Linked DNA regions of Homo sapiens: region 1 is linked to region 2. Evidence: read pairs that join two places in POLR2A ChIA-PET (ENCODE). Cell type or tissue: HepG2. All regions are shown on one strand. Links, peaks and the distances in the headings refer to the core of each region. The heading gives the core; the rest is flanking DNA. Region 1 has its middle 2.4 kb from the start of CALML3-AS1. Region 2 overlaps LOC107984199 (a long non-coding RNA gene).

Region 1 (2,800 bases), core at 20-2,519, 94 kb before region 2:
AATAATGGCAGCTACTGTTACCATCACCTTCAAGATCCCTTCCTGCTCTAATACTGCAAGACTGTCCAGGGTAGTCACCCCTCTCCATAGCTCGAGAACAAGACAAGAGCAGAAAGGGGCAGAAGCAGGTGCTCTGGGGCTGGATTCCTGAGGGGATGCTGGATGGTGGGGTGTCAGGTGAGCACTGGCCCAGGGCCGGTGTAACTGCAGGTACTCCTGTCAGGGGAACAGAAGCAGAGGGCAAGCTAAGGCTCAGCTTGCTGAGCAAATCCCCACCCCTCCCTGCCACTCTCAGGAGTCGGGGTTGATTGGACACGTCCTGGGGAAGATTTGGGAACAAGCCTCATAAACACATGGACAGAGTGTCTAGAGTTCATTGGGCAGCAGCACCCCAGGGGGTGGGGGGCTGTGAGCAGGAGGGGCAGGCAGAAGCCCCCACATGGCTGCTGACCGCCAGGCAAAAGGAATAGTACATCAGGCCTGAGTACCTTTTGTAGAATGTCTCCTAAATTCTGCAGGAAGGAGAGAAACCAAGGTCTCCCTGCACAGGGCATCTTTGTAGTCACTGTCATACACGTGGCTGAGGTTTGACATCTAAGCCCCTTCTTCCCAGGTGCAGGCTTGAGGCTCTTACAAGGGTTGGGACCTACGCACTGCCAATGCCTGGGCCAGGAGGGCACGCCAGTGTCTTTATTTGTCTTCCTCCCAGCCTCCCAGCGATTCCGCCAGGGCAGGTCTTTTTGCAACCCCACACACCAGTCATTCTGGAGCCACCTGGGCCTGGATTTTGCAGGTGCTGGGAGCCTTTCATCAAGAGCTCTTTGTGCTCAGGCAGGCACTGGCTGGGGTGGTGGAAAGGTCCTACCTGCTCTCAGCTTAGAACTGGCAGCCCCAGATCCTCCCTGAGGGGGAGTCCTCAGAAGCAGAGTAGTAAGTGGAGGTGTCTTTTTTTTTTTTTTTTTTTTTGAGACAGAGTCTGGCTCTGATCCCCAGGCTGGAGTGCAGTGGCGTGATCCCAGCTCACTGCAACCTCTGCCTCCCTGGTTCACGCCATTCTCCTGCCTCAGCCTCCCGAGTAGCTGGGACTACAGGCACCCACCACCACGCCCGGCTAACTTTTTATGTTTTTAGTAGAGATGGGGTTTCACCGTGTTAGCCAGGATGGTCTCGATCTCCTGACCTCGTGATCCGCCCGCCTCAACCTCCCAAATTGCTGGGATTACAGGCATGAGCGACCGCGCCTGGCCGGAGGTGTCTTCTTTATACAGACAGAAGCCAGAGGCAGCAAGGTCAAAGTGCGTCCTGTGGCAAAGGTGAATGACCCCTCCCCTCCCCCTTGGTGTTTAAACACATTTTTTTTTTTTTTGAGATAGGATCTTGCTCTGTCACCTAGGCTGGAGTGCAGTGGTGCAATCATAGCTCACTGCAGCTTCAACCTCCCAAGCTCAAGTGATGGTCCCACCTCAACCTCCCGAGCTCAAGTGATCATCCCACCTCGACCTCTAGAGTAGCTGGGACTGACGCGTGCCACCATGACCCACTAATTAAAAAAAAAAAATTGGAGGGGTGAGGTCTCTATGTTGCCCAGTCTTACCCAAACTCCTAGCCTGAAGTGATCCTCCTGCCTTGGCCTCCCAAAGTGCTGGGATTACAGGCACAAGCCACCGTGCCCGGCCCTGAATATGATTGTTCAGTAACATCTTCTGTCTGCCCTTCTCCTTGAAGCTGGGTCACTGCCCTCACCACAGTGAGCACCGTCTGCTGCCACATGGCTCTGCCCCCTCCCAACCTTCTGTGTTGGGGTAAGGAAGACCAGGCCAGAGGGGGACGCAGCTCTGACAGTGCTCTCTGGCACGGCTCCTTCTGCCTCACGGGGCGTGATGCCCAGGGAACCCCCTGCCCTCACCAGCAGACCCCAAACCCACAGTATGAATGCATCTCTCACCGGGCTAGCATTGCTGACCTCCACGGCATGGCATCAGCTACTCTGACTCAGTTCACCCACGGCAGTGAGTGTGTCCTCTCACACAACAGCCTCGGGATCCAGGTCTACCTAGGTCACACCTGGGCCTGTCTTTAGCTTCCTCCCCATCTCCCCTTATCTTATTTTCCCTTCCTTTTTCCCACCCTGGTCAGCACTTCCAAAGAGCCTGCCCCAAACCCAGATGTCAAGGTAAACTTTTTTGTTGGTAAAATGTGGTCACTCCAGCTGCCAGGGGTGGGTGCTCGCCTGTTGGACATAGGCAAGGGGAGGCCTGGGGGCTGGAGCAGGAGGAAGGAGCCACCCAAATGGGCAAACAGGGTTCTCCAGAGGGACCCAGCCCTGCGGGTGGAGCTTTCTTCCACCCTGTGTTTTTCTGTGGCAGAGACTTAGAGGCAGTTGCCCAACTGGCATATCCCTTTCTTTTCAGTCATTGAATAACCTAATTTAAACAACCTGCCCTCAGCCCCCAAAAAGGTGCAATCTGACTGCAGCTCAAAACAACATTCCAGCCATCCTAGGGGAAAGGAATTTATAAATATTACCTTGGCTTCCATGTGCTTTACTGAGCTCCCTCATAAATCAGGACTTGGGGCTCCTGCACTCCCAGACTATATAAAGCTCGCCTCTGACTCCCGTGTTTCCAATTTTAAATCGAATGCAGCCCAGCCCTGCCGGCTCCTGTTTATCCTCAAAGATTCCAAAGGCCTGTTCAAAGGCTCCCAGAACCAGCCAGCTAAAAATGACCCACGGCTTCCGCTAGAGAAATGTGGTATCAAAACTCGTGTATGGGGTGAGACTGCTCCATGAAGAATGGTA
Region 2 (2,800 bases), core at 110-2,609:
CATGGTGGTGTGTACCTGTAGTGCCAGCTACTTGGGAGGCTGAGGCACGAGAAGTGCTTGAACCCAAGAGGCGAAGGTTGCAGTGAGCTGAGATCATGCCACTGCATTCCAGCCTAGGTGACAAAATGAGACTGTCTCAAAAACAAAAATAAAAAATGAAATGACAGGGCCAACAACACACAAAGAGAGAATCTGAGAGGAAAGGTGACTTGCCTCACGTCACCCAGCCAAGGTAATGGCCAAGCAGGTATCAGAAACTGGCCGTGCCATGAAACATGAGCTTCTGCTACCCGAAAAATAGCAGGGTTCATTCCCCTGTCAAGCAACAATGACTCTCTGTGAGAATGCAAGTTTTGATCCATGAGTTTATTACTTGGCTCCAATAAGGAGGGCACTGGGCATATTCTCAAAGCAGTGTCTCTCCAAGGGAAAGTGACAGGAGGGTATTATGGGGCAATGGAGAGGGCAGAGGGTGCATCGTCGCATGTAGAGCAGGGGTCTCTGTGGCACAGGACCCTGTCATCATGCCAGCACATGGGTTGCATGTTATGGTCCTGAAGCTGCAGCTTTTCCAGGGTAGAGACTTAGCATTGTCATGAGGAAAGTTCACTGGGATTCACGTCTAAGTTGCCAGGGTCTTTCAGGAGCTGGTTCTGACCAACAGGGTGGCCTCATTCCACCCAGGGTTGGGAAGAGTAGGCTGCAGGGCAGGAGGCTGTAACCCAGGCTGATGGCTCAACTGGATTAAATTCCTCCGGTCCCTGGATGTGGTGGCGCACACCTGTGGTCCCAGCTGTACTCAGGAGGCTGAGATGGGAGGATCACTTGAACCCAGGAGGTCAAGGCTGCAGTGAGCTGTGATCACACTACTGCACTCCAGCCTGGGCAACAGAGCTAGACCCTGTCTCAAAAAAAAAAAAAAAAATCCTATGGTGGTCCCTGGAGACCCTCCTTGTCTCCTTACACTTCAGCCCTGGTGCATTTTCTGCAGAATTAAGATCTGAGTCAGTCAAAGGGTATAACATTTTAGCTATGCAGGATGAGTAAGTTATTTGAGATCTAATGTATGGCATCATGAGTACAGTTAATAATACTGTATCCTGGGAATTTGCTAAAAGATTTTATCTTAAGTGTTCTCACCACACACACAGAAATACTGTCGCTACGTGAGCTGATGGGTTTGTTCATTAGTTTGACTGATAATCATTTCGGTCTATACATATATCAAAGCATCATGTACACCTTAAATATATACAATTTTTATTTGTTAATTATACCTCAATAAAGCTGAAAAAGTCTTTTTAAATTAATTTTAATTTTAGAAGAATTGAGAGCATAAAGTGACCTTTGAGACCTTTCGCAGGCACCCTGCGTGTTTCAGGTAAGAAGTCCGAGGCCCGGGGTGTGACACCCCCAGGCCACCAGCTCTGAACGACCTGTAATCAGGGTGGCCCAGCTCCACCCAGCCCGTGGCTCCCTGGGACTGAGTTGCCTTCAATGCCTCCAGGGCTGGGGATTACTGATGGTGGCAGGGAGCAGGGGCCTTCTAGATGACACCCTCCTGGGCCCAGGCCACAGTCAGCTTGGCGAGGCCCAAGGCTTCTCCCGCGGCTCCTCCCACGGCCCAGATGGGACGCAGGCCGATCTAGGCTGTCCCGCTCGTGCCCCCGTGTGGCCAAACGCTAAACACCAGGAGGGTGCAAATGGACCTGGGCAGCTTTTGAGCCTGCTGCACCTGTCACCCGCAGGTCAGGGCCAATGGAGTTCAGGACGTCTGCGCACCAACGACTCAGACCACAAACCTGTGCCTGAGCAGTGGCTGGCAAATATTTAGGGGTGAACCTGCAGCTCATTCATGAAAACTAAGAACATGCAGAGGACCCCGAGCTTCAAGCAGCTTAATGGTGACACTAAAAAGCTCACCTCAGCCTGGGCAACATAGGGAGACCCTGTCTCTGCAAAAAATTAAAAAATCAGCCGTGCATGGTGGTGTGTACCTGTAGTCCCAGCCCAGCTCCTCTGGAGGCTGAGGCATGAAAATTGCTTAAGCATGAGAAATCAAGGCTGCAGTGAGCCAAGATCACGCCACTGCACTCCAGCCTGGGTGACAGAGTGAGACCCTGTCTCAAAAAAGTTAAAAAGCTAACCTCAACAATCTCCCCTTTTGTTCTGATCTTCAGCAGTTACAGGATCCCAGAAGGATCACTTCCCCAAAGCAGCCCCTTTCGGCCCAGCCCCATGGCTAAATTCCCACTCATTATAAAGGGTAGGACACTCGGGGTGACTTATCCTCCAGTGTCTGGAGCCCACAATATTTTAGGGACCCAAGAAAACGTTCTTACTTCCACTCTTATTAATTAATTAATGTATTTATTTATTCTGAGACAGAGTCTCGCTCTATCGCCCAGGCTGGAGTGCACTGGCTTGATCTCAGCTCACTGCAACCTCTGCCTCCTGGGTTCAAGCGATTCTCCTGCCTCAGCCTCCCGAGTAGCTGGGACCACAGGCGCCCGCCACCACGCCCAGCTAATTTTTTTGTATTTTTTAGTAGAGACGAGGTTTCACCATGTTAGCCGGGATGGTCTCGATCTCTTGACCTCGTGATCCACCCACCTCAGCCTCCCAAAGTGTTGGGATTACAGGCGTGAGCCACCACGCCCAGCCCCCACTTCTTTTCAAGTCAAATTTTAATATAATAATAATATACAGTTATGAATCCAGCCTAGATTACATTCATATTTGTACCAACAGTCCTCAAATCGCATTTTTATTTTCTTTATAGAGAAAGAGGTCCCGGAAA

The links. Peaks named below come from ENCODE experiments on the same cell type or tissue, not always from the same donor. Only the 100,000 strongest peaks of a DNase experiment are listed, where the experiment ranks them.
Region 1: POLR2A ChIA-PET joins it to region 2 with 10 read pairs; 4 of 35 experiments call an interaction of 5 or more read pairs at or near these places.

What each region holds. Positions count from the first base shown.
Region 1 is chr10:5,527,259-5,530,058 of GRCh38, forward strand. No RefSeq gene overlaps it. Among named protein-coding and RNA genes, the nearest start is that of CALML3-AS1, 2.4 kb to the left of the region's middle. In HepG2, for the core only: no CTCF peak of the experiment used is centred there; DNase peaks (open chromatin) are centred at 763 and 1,303.
Region 2 is chr10:5,621,659-5,624,458 of GRCh38, forward strand. LOC107984199 (a long non-coding RNA gene) reads right to left here. Exons shown (of 2, transcript XR_001747344.2): 2 at 2,739-2,800. Among named protein-coding and RNA genes, the nearest start is that of LINC02677, 4.9 kb to the left of the region's middle. In HepG2, for the core only: a CTCF peak has its summit at 1,664 (motif pointing left); a DNase peak (open chromatin) is centred at 1,643.